2 separate regions of the Homo sapiens genome follow, and region 2 is linked to region 1. The links are chromatin loops, found by intact Hi-C in ENCODE. Cell type or tissue: K562. All regions are shown on one strand. Links, peaks and the distances in the headings refer to the core of each region. The heading gives the core; the rest is flanking DNA.

Evidence for each region. Peaks named below come from ENCODE experiments on the same cell type or tissue, not always from the same donor. Only the 100,000 strongest peaks of a DNase experiment are listed, where the experiment ranks them.
Region 2: it touches region 1 in a loop (2.7-fold over the local background); 1 of 110 quality-filtered maps calls a loop at or near these places.

The regions. Positions count from the first base shown.
Region 1 is chrX:151,974,332-151,980,781 of GRCh38, reverse strand. GABRE (gamma-aminobutyric acid type A receptor subunit epsilon) reads left to right here and starts at 6,106. Exons shown (of 9, transcript NM_004961.4): 1 at 6,106-6,212. The coding sequence starts at 6,157. In K562, for the core only: a CTCF peak has its summit at 5,365 (motif pointing left); DNase peaks (open chromatin) are centred at 5,371 and 5,971; H3K4me3 peaks cover 2,044 bases.
Region 2 is chrX:152,124,830-152,135,319 of GRCh38, reverse strand. It overlaps LOC100533997 (MAGEA10-MAGEA5 readthrough), which reads left to right. Exons shown (of 4, transcript NM_001204811.3): 2 at 5,707-5,831. LOC105373369 (a long non-coding RNA gene) reads right to left here. Exons shown (of 8, transcript XR_007068347.1): 8 at 7,126-10,490. MAGEA10 (MAGE family member A10) reads left to right here. Exons shown (of 4, transcript NM_021048.5): 4 at 1-2,010. The coding sequence ends at 809. Among named protein-coding and RNA genes, the nearest start is that of MAGEA10, 8.5 kb to the left of the region's middle. RefSeq lists an enhancer at 5,320-6,519. In K562, for the core only: no CTCF peak of the experiment used is centred there; a DNase peak (open chromatin) is centred at 6,059.

The DNA of each region.
Region 1 (6,450 bases), core at 3,951-6,450:
TCCCCTTCTCCAGCTACATGCACTCTCATGTTCATCTCATTCAGTTTCATGGCCTTAAGTGCCATCTCTATACTGATGATTCCCAAATGTATATATCCAGGCTACACTTTTCTCCCACCCACATTTCAGACTCAAGATCACACCTGAATTTGGAAGTCTAATAGACACCTCAAATCACCATGTGGAAAACTGAACTTCTGACCTATCTTCCAACAAAACCAACCAAAACTCCAGGAAAACCAAACTCCCACAAAACAAAACAGCAGAAAAAACAAACAAACAAACAAACAAGCAAACAAACAAAAACCTGTTCTATCCATAGCCTTCCCCATTTCAGCTGTTGGTAGTTCTACCATTCTGGAGCCATCCTTGACGTCTCTCTTTCTTTCACACTTCATATAATTTGGCAGGAAATCTTATTGACTCCATTTTCAAAATAGAGCCAAAGTCTGAATACCTCTCACTATCTCCACTGTGACCATCATCTCTTTTGCAATTGCTGCAGTTGCCCCTTAATTAGCCCCTCTGTTTTTATCTTCACCATCATCAATTTATTCTAAGGGAAGTGGTCCTTTAAAAAAGTAATTCAAATTGTGTCACTCCTCTTCTCATAACTCTCCCAGTGACTCCCACTTTCAATCAGAAGAAAAGTTAACTTCTTCCAATGGCTACATGACACTCCATGATTTTCCAGCTCAATCTTGTTTTCTCTCTAACCTCATCTCCTGCTACTTCCTCTTTCTTCACTCTATTCCAGCCACACTGACTTTCTTGTTGGGCCTGGAACATGTTAATAATTTTCACTTTTTCTTGATTCTTACTAGAACACTCTTTCCCCAAACATCACCTTCTCAGTGATGCTCTGCCTGAGCACCCTATTTAAAATTATCCCCCCATAGCACTCCGAATCCTACTTATCAGATTCTGCTTATTTTTCTCCAAACCATTTATTACCTTCTAATGTGCTGTATAAATATAAGTAACTTGTCTGTTCCTTATATTTATTATTTGAGGTCTGTCTCATTTCTCTGGGATGTATGCCTCACAAGAACAAGGCTTTCAATTTGCTTTTCTCATCACTATGATCTTTAGCACCTAGGCTAGTACCTGGCACATAGTAACATATATTAGTTGAATGAATGAATGAGTCTGTTTGTGTCCTCTCCTCTCCTTCTGTCCTTCCCTCCTCTGAGGAAGAAGCATTCATCCTCCACTAGCAGCCAATTCTCCCCACTGGGCTCTGACCATACACACCTGCTTCATGAAGGCTTTCCACCCTCTCCCCTTCAATTGGCTTCTCCCTCTCAGCCTATAAACATGTTTCTGTCTCATGCATCTGTAAAACACAAAAATCAAAATGCTTCAAATATTTGCCTCCCTCTAGCTGTGTCTTCCTTCATGTTGAGCTTCCTGAGGAGTTGTCTATACCTGCTGATTTCACATCCTCCTCACACATTCACCCCTCAGAGCAGACACTTTCCAGATCTCAATATTCTCAACCAACATCATTTGCCAGCATTATGGGAATTCTCCTTAAATCTCTTCCTCTCCTTCTCTAAAACCCTCTAGCCCAGAGCAGAATCAGACATGGCCCCTGCACTAAGCCTCTCTCCCTGTATTTGGTGTGGGAGACAGTCACAGTTCTCACTGCTTTCGAGCCACTTCTCAAGCAAGCTGTCTACAGTCATACGCTCTTTTCTCTTACCTGTCCATCTCACACCCCCCCTCAACTCTGTGTTGAGGATCAGCCCCTGCCCGAAGCTTACCAATAACCTCCTTGTTGAGTCATCCACTGGACACCATTCAGTCCTTGACTTATTAGCACATGATTAAAACCACCAGCCTACAAGAAATGCCCTCCCTTGTGTTGGCTTCTCTGACACCCCTCTCAGGACTCAAGCTTAAGCCTGTTTATCTCTCCCTGGGTGACTGCATCCAGTTCCATGGTCTTGAATGCCACCCATGTGCCAGGCAATCTCCATCCCCAGTCATGCCTCTCTCCTCCCTTATAGCCTGGTGCCACCAGCCTGCAGTGCTCACAGTGGTCCAGTTTCCTGAGGTCTGGAATCCTGTTTTGTCCACAGCATTTCAACCGCCTTGGGACATGAGCCCTTGCTCTGCAGTGTATGTCTAGGGCTGAGGTCTTGCTCTTTGGCCAGATACTTCCTGGTGTTACTCAAGACCTCAAGGATACCAGGTGTGCCTGCGCTGTCATTTATCAGTTATTAGCTAATAATAGTAATGTTGAGAATGGCAGGTAAGCTTTGTTGAGTACTGACCATGTGCCAGACATGGTGCTAACTGCTTTACCTGGTCTTTGCCATTGAATCATCACAGGTGCCACGTGAGGTGGGAAGTATTATAATTTCCATTTGACAAGTGAGTAATGTGAGGTTCAGGGGCTTTAAGGAACTTGCTCCTAGTCATTTAGCCAGTAGTTAGGGGATGATCTGAAATTCAACCTGTGCCCTGTGTGCAGTGGAGCACAGAGGTCTGGTCACTACCCTGTACTGCCTCTGCCTCCATTGTTAGTCTATCTGCTTTGAAGCCTGGTTGTCCCCTGCTTGCTCCTTCATCCACTTCTGCACTTGGCTTAGCCCTGTACATAGTTCTTTCTCTAGGTGCTTTCCCCAGTGTCCCTGGCATCTCGGTCTTGCTGCAAGCCCAGGTACTTAACAAGCTAAGAGCCATGTAAGATTTGTCTGGGCTGGTATTTTTTCCTTGAGCTAATAAGAAAAGCATGTGTGCATGTGCTACAGTTTAGGCCATGCTAGGGCATGAACACACAGACTTTATGACCAGCAACTCTGGTTTTGTCCCTAAATCACATATATAGTAGGTCACATGGTGGTTTGCTGTTGGTTATTTAATTTGATAATTCACAACTGACAAGGGGGTTGCTCACTGCTATTCCAATCAATGGGTAGTTTGGTTTAGTTATGAAAACACAGCTGCTGTATTAACAGTTTTGTTTATATTCAGCTTGAATATCTAGTTGAAGAGAAGCACATCTGAAGTACAAACAGCCAGGGAGAGGGGTGTGCACCCACACACATGCACACACACACACGCACACACACACACACACACGTACCTAGACACTAAATGAGAATGTTTATTTCTAATGGAACTTTAAAAAGTGAAATGCAAAATGCAGGGAGCTGCTATCATGGCTGTGACTAAAAGCTCTTTCTCCTCCTCCTGCCTTCATTATTCTGTTCTGCCACCCTGGTCACCCGGGAAGACCCTGTGAGCCTTTTCCAACAAACCTCCCTCCTTTGCCTCCTCCCCAACTCCATCTGTCAGTTGTACATCTTAGATGTTGCTCCCTCCTGCGGCTCCTCTTCTGGCCATCCCTGTGGCTCTGATCCTGTTCACTGGGAGAAAAGAGGCTCCAGCTCTCCATCCCGCAAACTCTCCCGCCTACCCCCACCAGAGGGATCTTTGGAAACAACGTTTGGACGTACAATGTACCCTTTTGGTACTCGTCTGCAACTCCCCTGTTGCCCACAGGATAAAGTGCAATTGCCTGGCCAGCCTCCCACTCCAGCTTTATCTCCAAAAATTTCTCTTCACAAATGCCTCAGGCAATCTCCTCCTTGTTCTCTGTCAAACACCACACATAGCTGGTTTCAACACCCTGGCTGGCTCTCAATTTGGAATGTCCATCTCTGCACCTCTGCTGCCTATAATACCCTTTTCTTGCTTTGAGAGGCTAGAGATCACATAAGTGTTTTCCTGGGAACTCTGGGGCCCTCATGACTTTGTACCTTGTGTTAGTAATTTTTGAAAAAATAGTAATTTTTTACTAATTTTACCACAAGTTCCCACTCCTCTCTTGAAAAACATATGTAAGGGCCAGGACATCATCTGAGTCCTTGCCATATATTCCTCTATCATAAAGTCGATGGCCTGACCTAGACAAGCATGTGGCAAATACTTGAAAAACTACAAAATAATAATAACATTCTGTAGCCTCCACAAATCCTCACAGCTATCCTGTGGATGAGCTATCCCTTCGATGAGGTTTATAAGGAAGATGGCAAAGTATGATTAATATCAACCTGTAAGAGAAAAGTGCCTGGGAATCTCTGATGAGGGAGCTGTAATCACTTGCTTCCTTTGTCTGCCTGGGATTCAGTCGCTCATTCAGCAAACGTAATTAATGCCTACTGGTCATTGGTCACTGTGCTCAACCCAGGGGAATACAGGTAAATCAGACAAACCTTCATTTCCCGGAGGTCCAATGTCAGTGGAGGAAGAGACATGCATACAGGACACTTCAAATCCCAGGCTGGCTACAGTAAGGGCAGACATGCTCCTTTCCATAGCAGTCTGGTGTTGGACAGGACGGCAGGCGGATGGACTGGCAGCCTTCTCTTCCTCATGGCCTCAGCAAAGCCGCGTGTTTGCCTGTTCCCTGCTCTGCGGCATTTCTGCCCAGGGCAAAACTGGCTATATAATTTGCAGGGCCCAGGAAAAAAGAAAAATGCAGGTCCACTTGTTCAAAAATTATTAAAAATTTCAGCAGCAAAGCATGAAAGAAAGTATGGGGCTCTTCCCGGTGTGTGTCGGGGGGCGGGGGTGAGGGGCTGTGCAAGCCTAAACATGTCCTGCAGTCTCTTCTGTCTTGCACCGTAGTCTGAAGGCAGCCCCAGGTCCTAGTGGACTAACTCAGTGGTAGTAGGACACACACAGCTGCACACAAATCAGTGACACATTTGGTTGAGTGCCTATTGTGTACCCAGAGCTCTGCTAAGTCTTAGGGATACAGTGGAGACCCCAACAGACACATTTTGTGTGTATGCATGTGTGTGTTTGTCCCTGAGCTTACTTCAGTAGGAGAGACCCACTGTAAACAAGCTCATAAAAAATGCCCAAGATAATCATCAATGAGTGAGCAGTGTTGTGAAGAGGACAAAGCAGAGTGATGTGCTTGGGAGGTGGGGTGGTGAAGAGGGTGTTGTAGGTGAGTGTGGTAGAGCTAAGCCTCTTCAAGGATGCACACAGCCCCTTCTGGAGCAACAGGTGAGGATGCTGCCAGCGTCTGGCATCAGCTTGGTACACAAATCTTTGCCATTCCTTCTCCTTCTGAAGCAAATCAGAAGGGTCTAGGGAAAGAAGATGAAGTCCAAGTATGCTTGAGACTCTTGACGTGTCTCCCCTGAAGTGGGGCACTGCCCCTTCCCCTTCCCCCTCTGTGCCTTCTCGTGTCTTCTTCTGCTATCACCTGGTGCCAAGTCTCCAGAAAGATTCGGCCATCCAGTCTCAAGGAGGTTTCCAAAGCCTCCTCTATTCCAGTTGGTCCCTCTCACACTCAGCTTCTGGGGCCAAAGCGGGAGCCACATTGTGGCAGTGCCCCCTTGGGGTTCAGAGAAAATTCTCCAGTGAATGTCTCCGCCTGGTCCTCTGTTGGCGGGTCCTCCCTGCCCCCAAATACCTGGGAATTTGCCCTGTGGAATACCTCACATCAGAGCTTGCTGGGGAGACCCCTGTCTCTCTTCTTCTCGGTGCCAAGGAAGGTGCTGAGTTACCCGGCTTCCTTCATACGACAAGACTTGTATTCCGAAGGACTGAAGATTGTGGGCTGAGAGCTGGGAAAACCAGAGAGGGAGGTTGAAGCCAGGACACTTGGGGAAGCAATGGGGTGCAACAGGTGGCGGGGAGGAAGCCACGGCTGGAGAGCACAGTTTGACCCCGCGGCGTGCCAGCGGGCAGGAGGGGGTCGCCTCTGGGGCGTGAGCACATCCAGCCCCACATCTTGTCCCTGAAGCAGCTCCCTGCCGGCCACAGCCTGGGGCGCGAGTTTCCCCCGCCCAGGCCCCGCGCCGCGGGCTCGCCGCCTCCTCCCTCCGCCTCCCCCGCCCCTGGCTGTCTGGCAGCGCCGCAGTGGCGGCGTGGGGACGGGGGGCCTCAGCAACCGGGCTCCCGCCTCCTTCCCGCGCCCGCGCGAGCCTCCCCGGCTCCCCACCGCAGCAGCCGTCACGTCGTCGGAGATTTCCATCGGGGCGGGCCTGGGGCGGGGAGCGCGGGACGGGGCGGGGCGAGTGGGAGGAGTGAAAGTTGGAGCCCAGCAAAAGCCTCCGCCCCGCGCTCAGTGCGGCCAGAGCGTGAGCCGCGACCTCCGCGCAGGTGGTCGCGCCGGTCTCCGCGGAAATGTTGTCCAAAGTTCTTCCAGTCCTCCTAGGCATCTTATTGATCCTCCAGTCGAGGTGAGTCTCCATCCCGGGACCCGGGAGCCCTTCGCGCCCAGCTCCCTCTCCCCGGGAGCCGGGACGGCTCCCGGGACCCCAGCGGCCCCGCGTTCCTCGAGCCCCGCGCCCGCTTTGCCCCGGCCCTACCGCGGGCTGGCCGAGTCCCGCGTCCCCTCGATGCGCGCCGGCCTCGGCCCGCCTCACTGTAGGATGGGCTCCCGGGGTCCTTGAGGGGGAGCTCCAAAAGGAAGACAGG
Region 2 (10,490 bases), core at 4,741-7,240, 150 kb before region 1:
CATTAGATCAATCTGATGAGGGCTCCAGCAGCCAAAAGGAGGAGAGTCCAAGCACCCTACAGGTCCTGCCAGACAGTGAGTCTTTACCCAGAAGTGAGATAGATGAAAAGGTGACTGATTTGGTGCAGTTTCTGCTCTTCAAGTATCAAATGAAGGAGCCGATCACAAAGGCAGAAATACTGGAGAGTGTCATAAGAAATTATGAAGACCACTTCCCTTTGTTGTTTAGTGAAGCCTCCGAGTGCATGCTGCTGGTCTTTGGCATTGATGTAAAGGAAGTGGATCCCACTGGCCACTCCTTTGTCCTTGTCACCTCCCTGGGCCTCACCTATGATGGGATGCTGAGTGATGTCCAGAGCATGCCCAAGACTGGCATTCTCATACTTATCCTAAGCATAGTCTTCATAGAGGGCTACTGCACCCCTGAGGAGGTCATCTGGGAAGCACTGAATATGATGGGGCTGTATGATGGGATGGAGCACCTCATTTATGGGGAGCCCAGGAAGCTGCTCACCCAAGATTGGGTGCAGGAAAACTACCTGGAGTACCGGCAGGTGCCTGGCAGTGATCCTGCACGGTATGAGTTTCTGTGGGGTCCAAGGGCTCATGCTGAAATTAGGAAGATGAGTCTCCTGAAATTTTTGGCCAAGGTAAATGGGAGTGATCCAAGATCCTTCCCACTGTGGTATGAGGAGGCTTTGAAAGATGAGGAAGAGAGAGCCCAGGACAGAATTGCCACCACAGATGATACTACTGCCATGGCCAGTGCAAGTTCTAGCGCTACAGGTAGCTTCTCCTACCCTGAATAAAGTAAGACAGATTCTTCACTGTGTTTTAAAAGGCAAGTCAAATACCACATGATTTTACTCATATGTGGAATCTAAAAAAAAAAAAAAAAAAAGTTGGTATCATGGAAGTAGAGAGTAGAGCAGTAGTTACATTACAATTAAATAGGAGGAATAAGTTCTAGTGTTCTATTGCACAGTAGGATGACTATAGTTAACATTAAGATATTGTATATTACAAAACAGCTAGAAGGAAGGCTTTTCAATATTGTCACCAAAAAGAAATGATAAATGCATGAGGTGATGGATACACTACCTGATTTGATCATTATACTACATATACATGAATCAGAACATCAAATTGTACCTCATAAATATCTACAATTACATGTCAGTTTTTGTTTATGTTTTTGTTTTTTTTTAATTTATGAAAACAAATGAGAATGGAAATCAATGATGTATGTGGTGGAGGGCCAGGCTGAGGCTGAGGAAAATACAGTGCATAACATCTTTGTCTTACTGTTTTCTTTGGATAACCTGGGGACTTCTTTTCTTTTCTTCTTGGTATTTTATTTTCTTTTTCTTCTTCTTCTTTTTTTTTTTTTAACAAAGTCTCACTCTATTGCTCTGGCAGGAGTGCAGTGGTGCAGTCTCGGCTCACTGCAACTTCCGCCTCCTGGGTTCAAGCGATTCTCCTGCCTCAGTCTCCTGAGTAGCTGGGATTACAAGTGTGCACCACCATACCCGGCTAATTTTGTATTTTTTAGTAGAGATGGGGTTTCACCATGTTGGCCAGGCTGGTCTCAAACTCCTGACCTCAGGTAATCTGCCCGCCTCAGCCTCCCAAAGTGCTGGGATAACAGGTGTGAGCCACTGCACCCAGCCTCTTCTTGGTATTTTAAAATGTTGTTACTTTTACTAGAATGTTTATGAGCTTCAGAATCTAAGGTCACACGTTCGTTTCTGTTTATCCAGTTTAAGAAACAGTTTTGCTATTTTGTAAAACAAATTGGGAACCCTTCCATCATATTTGTAATCTGTAATAAAATAACATGGAATTGGAATAGTAATTTTCTTGGAAATATGAAAAAAATAGTAAAATAGAGAAAATAATTTTAAGTGTTAGTATTTTTATTTCTTTATTATTTTTAGTTTATCATCCTGCAAAATTAAAAGTTATATCCCTGGATCTTGTTAAGTCGAAATTAAACTGTAATAAATGAAACCTTTGCTCACTAGTGCATTTTTTCCCCAAACATCCACTGAGCATCTGGTCTGTGGAAGGCCCTGGGTCTGTAGTGGAAATGTTAAGCCAGAACCACCTTTACCCATAGGGTGGTAGAGTCTAGGGGCTGCAGTCAAGTAACAAGGTGGCAAGATGTCCTCTAAGACCCAGAAGAAAAGTAAGACGGGGTGAGGGTATTGGGCTGTAGGTGAGAGTGGTCACGTACATCCTCTGAGCCAGGACTTTTGGGGCTTTGAGAAACTGCAGTTCCTTCTGGTGAAGATGAATCCAAAGAAGCTGGGTGGTGCCAGGGTCAGAGCCTCACATAGTTGACAGAGCAAATCCTGGGATGTAAAACTGCTCTGAGCAGTTCCTTTTGGGTGGTGGATGAACAGAGAGGAGTCCACCTGGGGCAGGAATGGAAGGTGTTCTGCACTCTTGTCTCAGTGCAGTTGAACTCCTAATTAAATTAAAAAAATAACTAGGTGATAGATACCCATCATATGCAAGGGTCTCCTGAGAGATAAGGATCTCATAATAAATAAGCCTATGAATTGATGCCTAGAAGTTAGCTGACTCCATTAGAGAAACATTTTAATTGGGTTATTTTTAGTGTAATTTGAACAACACTAAGCAAGGGCTAGATTTTGAGTGGTGATGAAATGAATGAAAATCATGATTTGGATGGAAAAGAACCTTGGAGAGAGGGAAGGAGTTGATACTTGACTCAAATTCCATGAACTTTGAGCAGCATCCAGCAGGGAGAAACTCCTGCACATGAAATGTTGAAAATATATCCTCTAAGAGGGAAAATTTACTGAGTTTTATATGTGAAGCAACATTTGTGACTGATTTGGGATTCCATGTTCCACTGAGCTGCATATTCTGAGATGTACTGGATAACAATGACAAAAATTCCAGAGAAGACTGTGGTGGGGTCTGAGGTCAAATAATATTAGAAATAACAGCCATCTGCCATTCATTAAACTTCTAACTATGCCAGGCCCTGAGCCAGGTTCTTCACTTATATTGCACACACTCCAGTAGTCCTAATGGACAGGGCTTATCACACCTGCTTCACAGATAAAGAACCCAAGGCTCACAGGACTTGGGCATTTCCCAGAATCACATGGCTAGTAAGGAATAGGGCTGGAACCAGACTCCTGGTGGGTCTGAATTCCTGTAGAGCCCATGCTGTTCCCACTCCTCCCAGCCTGAGGCCGACCTCTTGAATAGTACTTCATTTCTCTTCTCAGCACTGTACCATGTCTCTCAGGTGACAAAAATAGGGACTCTGAGGCCAAGGTAGCAGTCGTAGGCCTAGAGAAGGTGACAATGAGAATCAAACACCATTTCAGGGTGGCCTGTGGACCTTATTAATCCAGGGACCTACTGTGTCAATCCCCAGGGTTCCTTGAGAGCTGACTGTACCCAGGAGCTGGCATTTCTGTTCAGAGCCAGCACTTCCCCACATTACAGCACCCTTCCCCTGGTTGTCCCCAGTGTTCCCTCCTACCCAAATCTGGAACTTGGATTGCTGCCTAGCTTGTCACTGTGGTCTCTGCTAAAGGCTGTGCCCAGAACACAGTAGAGAAGCCTAGAATCGCCTGCTCACCCTGTGACACAGAGCATGCCTACACTCTGCAGAAGTACTCTGAGTGTTCTGTCCCATTCCTGGAAATCTCTCTTATAGCAGATGTCTAAATATCAGTGCCCAAAGTCAAATTTATGTAGAAATTTATGTTGAAAGGGCCTTTCAACTTCTCCTCTGCTTTCAAAGGATTTAGTCAGGAGCCGGGGAAGGAGAGCAGACAGGACACCCTCGGCTGGCAAGGGGCATTAGGAGGATGCAGGGAAGAGCAATTACCAGAGTCCACGAGAGAGACCACATGTGAAATCAAGTCCACAGAGCCCCAGGCAGGCTGCCACTGAGAGCTCTGAATCCAGATTTCAGCCCGGTGGGGGCAGAGACCTGAGGGAGAGAAGTGGGAAGTGGTGAAGGAGGACACGGCAACAAACAGGGATAGGCTTGAGAAATCTGGACACTATCATCATCAACAGGATGTGGCTGTGTGATCTGAATGGGCAGGCCTGTTGGCTGAATGCATCAGCGGCATGTTGGACACCTTATGCTCATTCAAGATTCCCCTCCCTCTGTCAGGAAGAGTATGGCTGGCTCCCTGCATCATTCTGGGTGAGCTACCTCTCTTGACCACTCCAGTGGTCCTGTGCACCCTTGCCAGCATCCCAGGGCTGGGACCTGTCTTTATGCCTACTTGAGCTGATGAATTATCCCCTGGGGAACCTCCATAGAGGTTGGGCTATGTGTGTGGGTTGCTGACTGATGATCAACAGCTGAGACTCACCAGGAATGCCAATGATCAGTGGAAGGTGGTAGTGGGGCTGCATGGAGGGGAAATTGGAGGAAAAGTGACCTGGGACTAATCAGCTCAGACTCTGCAGATGAAGGGCTTGTGTGGACATGCCTTGAAAATGATCCAGCTGGTGTCCCTGACTCAGATGGCCTCCTGTGTCTTCTGAGCTCTTGGCATACAAGGGGACAGGTGTCTTGGGACTGCAATCACTGGCCTGTGTTGCCACCAGACACTGTCTGGGGTAGAGGGCTGGCCAAAGGTGTGGACATGGGCAAGTTGGATGGAAACCCTGTGAAGATGGCACCCTTCATTGTTAAACTGACAGAACATGTGGGATGCAATGCAAAAAGCTGAAGGGGTGGGTTGCCCCTCCACACCTGTGGGTGTTTCTCGTTAGGTGGAACGAGAGACTTGGAAAAGAAAAAGACACAGAGACAAAGTATAGAGAAAGAAATAAGGGGGCCCAGGGGACCAGCGTTCAGCATATGGAGGATCCCGCAGGCCTCTGAGTTCCCTTAGTATTTATTGATCATTCTTGAGTGTTTCTCAGAGAGGAGGATGTGGCAGGGTCATAGGACAATAGTGGAGAGGTCAGCAGATAAACACCTGAACAAAGGTCTCTGCATCATAGACAAGGTAAAGAATTAAGTGCTGTGCTTTAGATATGCATACACATAAACATCTCAATGCCTTAAAGAGCAGTATTGCTGCCCGCATGTTCCAACTCCAGCCCTAAGGCAGTTTTCCCCTATCTCAGTAGATGGAAAATACAATCGGGTTTTATACCGAGACATTCCATTGCCCAGGGACAGGCAGGAGACAGATGCCTTCTTCTTGTCTCAACTGCAAAGAGGCATTCCTTCCTCTTATACTAATCCTCCTCAGCACAGACCCTTTACGGGTGTCGGGCTGGGGGATGGTCAGGTCTTTCCCTTCCCACGAGGCCATATTTCAGACTATCACATGGGGAGAATCCTTGGACAATACCTGGCTTTCCTAGGCAGAGGTCCCTGCAGCCTTCCGCACTGTTTGTGTTCCTGGGTACTTGAGATTAGGGAGTGGTGATGACTCTTAACCTGCATGCTGCCTTCAAGCATTTGTTTAACAAAGCACATCTTGCACCGCCCTTAATCCATTTAACCCTGAGTGGACACAGCACATGTTTCAGAGAGCACGGGGCTGGGGGTAAGGTTATAGATTAACAGCATCCCAAGGCAGAAGAATTTTTCTTAGTACGGAACAAAATGGAGTCTCCTATGTCTACTTCTTTCTACACAGACACAGTAACAATTTGATCTCTCTTTCTTTTCCCCACAAAAAGCATCATGCACTATCCTGTTGGGAGCATCCTCACCTCCAAGACACTGTTTGGGCCTGAGGAGAAGGAGTCTGCAGTGACCCTGTCGTGGTATTTTCCACAAGAATTCTGAAATGAAGCAAGCACAGGTAAGGGAACTGTGGGTTTCTTCATGGAGGCAGGAGGCCCACACAGGGGCAGGCTCCACACTTTGAATCAGTGAATTCTCATGCCTGGTAATTTCATTCATTCATTCATTCATTCATCCAGCAAACTTTTGTTGAATACATGCTGAGGAAACATGAGGTAACAAAACAAAGTGATAAGGCCCTTAATCCAGTATGTGGGGGATGTAGGGGAGATGGTGAGGTGGTATGAGTCACTCATTTGAGCCAGGGAGGCCAGGAAGGCAGAGCCAGACTTGGAGGCAGGCCTTACACAAGAAAGGGAGGGACAGCCTATGACCAGGCCAGTAAGCTGGCCTTCTATGACACTATTGATCTGATTTTCTTCCTCAATGCTGCCTGTGTGTGAAAGCAACTGCCACTTTCTGTGCCCACCTGCCTTTGTTAATAGGGAAAGTGCTCATGGTTGGCAGATGCTCACTTCTGCTCACCTCAGGTCACTTCTACTGAAGGAGTGGTTTTACTGCAAAAGCACAGGAAGAAACTTTTGGGGATGATGAATATATTTTGCGCCTTCACTGTGGTTGTGATTTCATGGGACTATATATTTGTCAAAACTCTCTGAATTGTTTCTCAGTATTTCAGAGAAAAAGTAAGCAGGAAACCAGGAAGGATATAGATTACCTGATTAAAATTAAAAACAAACAAACAAACAAACAAACAAAAACACCGCATCCAACTATAGCAGAATAAACATTCCTCTCAAGTGTGCATAAAATATTTACCAAGCTAGATGGTATTCTGGGCCATAAAACAAACCTTACAAATTGAAAATATTAGAAATAATAAAAAGCATATTCTTTAAGATGCTTCTTGAAGACCATAATGTAGTTAAGCTCAAAATCAAACACAAAGATAACTGAAAAATGCTCAAATGTTGTAAATTTTAAAATATGCTCCTAAGTAATCTATGGATCAAAGAGGGATTCTTAGGATAATTTTAGAATATACATTACATTGAATGAAAATAAAAATATACATACAAAAATTTGAGGGATTCAGCTAAAGTAGTCCTTGGGAAAAATGTATAGCATATTTTAAATATTTATATTAGAAAATAAAATATAAAATCAATAACCAAAACTTTCACTCTAGGAAACTAAAGAAAGAAGAGCAAGTTGAATTTAAAGAAATTGAAGAGGATCCCACCTTCCTCCCTTCCCAAACTCCCACCTCTCCCCTCCTTCCTCCCTCCCCACCATCCTAGAACACACACACACACACACACACACACACACACACACACACACACACCCCATTTTACAACAGGTTCTTTTTATTTTGATCACCGTGGGGTGTACCCTGTGGGGTGTAAAACGTACTCTAGACCCTGTTGGCTATTTATTTGGGGTTAGACCTCTGGAGACTTTTCAGGTAAATCTGAGTTCTCTGGTCTTGCCCTGAAATTACTGGCTGCCCGGGGAGACACTAGGGATGTTGGAGGTCTCCTTGCTTTGGTCCTGCTGTGGCTAATTTTGATTAAGTTCCTCATTCAGCTGGTCACAGGGGCTGGATAGTTTTGGCTCGCTTCCTTCCTCAGGTTTTCTTGAAGCAGAGATCTTTTTTGGGAGAGTTGTTTTTTTTTTTTCTGGAATTCCCTAAAAGGTTTCCTTTTCCCTTCCTGGTTGTCTTAGGAACCTGAAAGGACAACAGGGAGATCACAGAAGGGGACTGATTTTGGGGAAGAGAATGGAGGAGGGGTGGGAACAGGGGCTTCAGGAGAAGAGGTACTGGCTGAGGTGGGGGTAGGGTAGGACAGGGTAGGAGTCTTGGGAGGGAGGAGTCAAGGGGAAGACTAAGAGGAGCTTCTCTCACCTTGATAGGACTTATAGACTTAGTTTGACAGGGGGCCTTCCTGTTCCTTGCCCCTTTGGTGTTGGCAGGTGGTTGTTCTTTGACACCTGGGCTGGAGGTTTGTGGTTTCCTGGTCATCTTCACCATGTCAGTGTCTCTCAATCGTCTACTCCATGCCTCCTGGCCTCCCTATATATACACCCCCTTCCACCGTGACAATAAAGCCATACCTGTGAGCTTTGATGGATCAGCAAGCCACTACCCAGCCAATGGTGGCTCTGAGGGGTGAGGGGCTTAGACATCACAAAGCACTATAAGGACATTGTCGTGAGTGGGAGGGGGGAAGGGGTATGGAGAGAGGGAAGAGGGGAGTCTGATGACAAAGCCAGGATGCTCTGATTGAAGAAAAAGGGGACATTTCTTTAGCACTCCTAAAGAGCTTTCCCAAACTGAGTAGCGGTGCTCCTTTCCTCCCATGTTCAACTTGGGTGGGTCACATGGCAGGGAGAGAGTATTTCCTCTAAGCCTTTTCCCAAAGTCACCCCACTTCAGTGCTTCCTTCTGTTTTCTCCCACCATTATCTAGTTTTTGTACATCTTACCGGAAATCTCTCCGAGGTAATCTGACTGTATTTAAATATATGTGTAGATGTGAATCATCCTACTTCACTCCTAAAAATTTCTCTTATGCATCTTGAAGACCACTCACTTGGATACCACCAAGGAACTTTCCCATCCTACCAATGGAAAAGTGTCCACAGAAGTCTCCTGGGGTTTCAGTTTTCCCCAGTCTGAAATCACTGCATTCAGGCTGTCAAACTCCAGTGAATACATTTGCTCCACTGGACATCTTATGTGTCTTGTTTCAACTGTAGGGTTATGCTCATCTCAGTAGATGTGGTACCCAGGCTTGGATTTTAACAGTGTAGAGTGAATGAGGCAGATTTTCATGCCAGAAATTACGCAGGATATTTGCATGTAGGAAACTAAAACCTAAGACTGACGAGTTCATGGAAAAGGGTGGTGTTGAGAAGAATAGTTCAACAACGTGCCTGAGGTTCTGTCCAGTGTAATAAGTTTTTTTAAAAGGCCTTCGTATTGGAAAGGGACAAATAAAACTGTCTTTATTTACAGAAAATAAGAGTATATACGGACAATTCTATCTATCAAAAAAATGCTTCTAAAACTAATAAGAGTTTAGCAATGTTGCTGGATATAGATCATTATACTTGTGTTTTTACACTAGCAATGAGCAATTGGCAACTGAGACAAAAACAATGCAATTTAAAATAGCATTAGACAATAAATATTAAATGGATAAATATGACAGAAGATGTATAAGATCTATCCATTGAAAACTATAAAACATTAGAGAGATAAATTTAATTAGAATCTAAGTAAACAGAGACATACACTTTATTCATGAGTCAAAAGACTGAATATTAAGATGTCATTTGCCCTCAAAGTTTTTGACATATTCAATGCAATAAAAATCAAAATTCCAGGATTTTTAAAATATAAATTGAGAGACTGACTCTAACATTCATATAGATGTGCAAAGGCCCTAGAATAGTCAAAGAAAACTAAAAAATAGAACAAAGTTGGGGGAGTTACCCTACTTCATTTCAAGGCTTATAAACTCGCAATGATCAGTATAGTGTGGAACTGTCATAATTATAGCAGTATATCAATGGAAGAGAATAAAGTCCAGGAGTGGATCCACATGTATATGTATATATAGACAACTAATTATTGATAAAGATGCAAATGAAGATTAGAGGAAAGAAATGATAGTATATTCAACAATTTGATCTGAAACAATTGGATATCCATATGCAAAACTAAATTTCAATCCATACTCTATCTATCTATCTATAAAGGGAGAGAGAGAAAGAAAGATATTTTAAGGAATTGTCTCAGGTGACTATGAGGTCTGATACATCCAAAATCTGTAGGACAGGGCAGCAGGCTAGAAACTGACACAGCGTTTTTACGTTCCAATCTTGTGGTAGAATTCCTTCTCCAGGAAACCTCGGTCTTTTAAGACCTTCAACTGATTGGATGAGGCGCACCCACGTTATGGAGGTAAACTGCTTTACTTAAAATCGATTGTAAATGTTGATCACATGTACAAAATACCTTCACAGCAACAGCTAGGCTAGTGTTTGACCACACAACTGAGTACTATAGCCTAGAAAAGCTAACACATAAAACTAACCATTGCACATACCTTGCCCCATACAAAAATGTAACTCAAAATGAATCATAGCCCTAAATGTCAAAAATACTTTTTTTCTAGGAGAAAACAGAAGAAAAGTTTTATAACCTGTGGTTATGTTTTAGTCAGCTTTGGCTTCCATAACAAAATGGCATGGATTATTTAGCTGAAACAACAGAAATTATTTTTTTTCACAGTTTTGGAGACTAAAAGTCACAGATAAAGGACTGGAGGGTCAGTTTCTTATTCCCAGCTTGTAGATGGCCCATTCTCATTATGTTCATTCTTGTCCTTTCATCTGTGCATGTGCATGGAGAGAGGGAGAAAGGGAAGGAGGGAGGGAGAAAGGGAAGGAGGGAGGGAGGGAGGGAGAGAGAGAGAGAGGGAGGGAGAGAGTGAGAGAGAGAGGGAGGGAGAGGGTGAGAGAGAGAGAGAGAGAACTCATGCAAGCACAAGAGTGCTTTCTTGCTTCCCTTATAACCACACTAATCTTATGGGATCAAGGCCCCACCCTTATGACCTCTTTCAATATTAATTACTTCCTTAGAGGCCCCATCTCCAAATACAGACACCCTGGAGCTGAGGGATTCAAAATATGAATGCGGTAGAGGA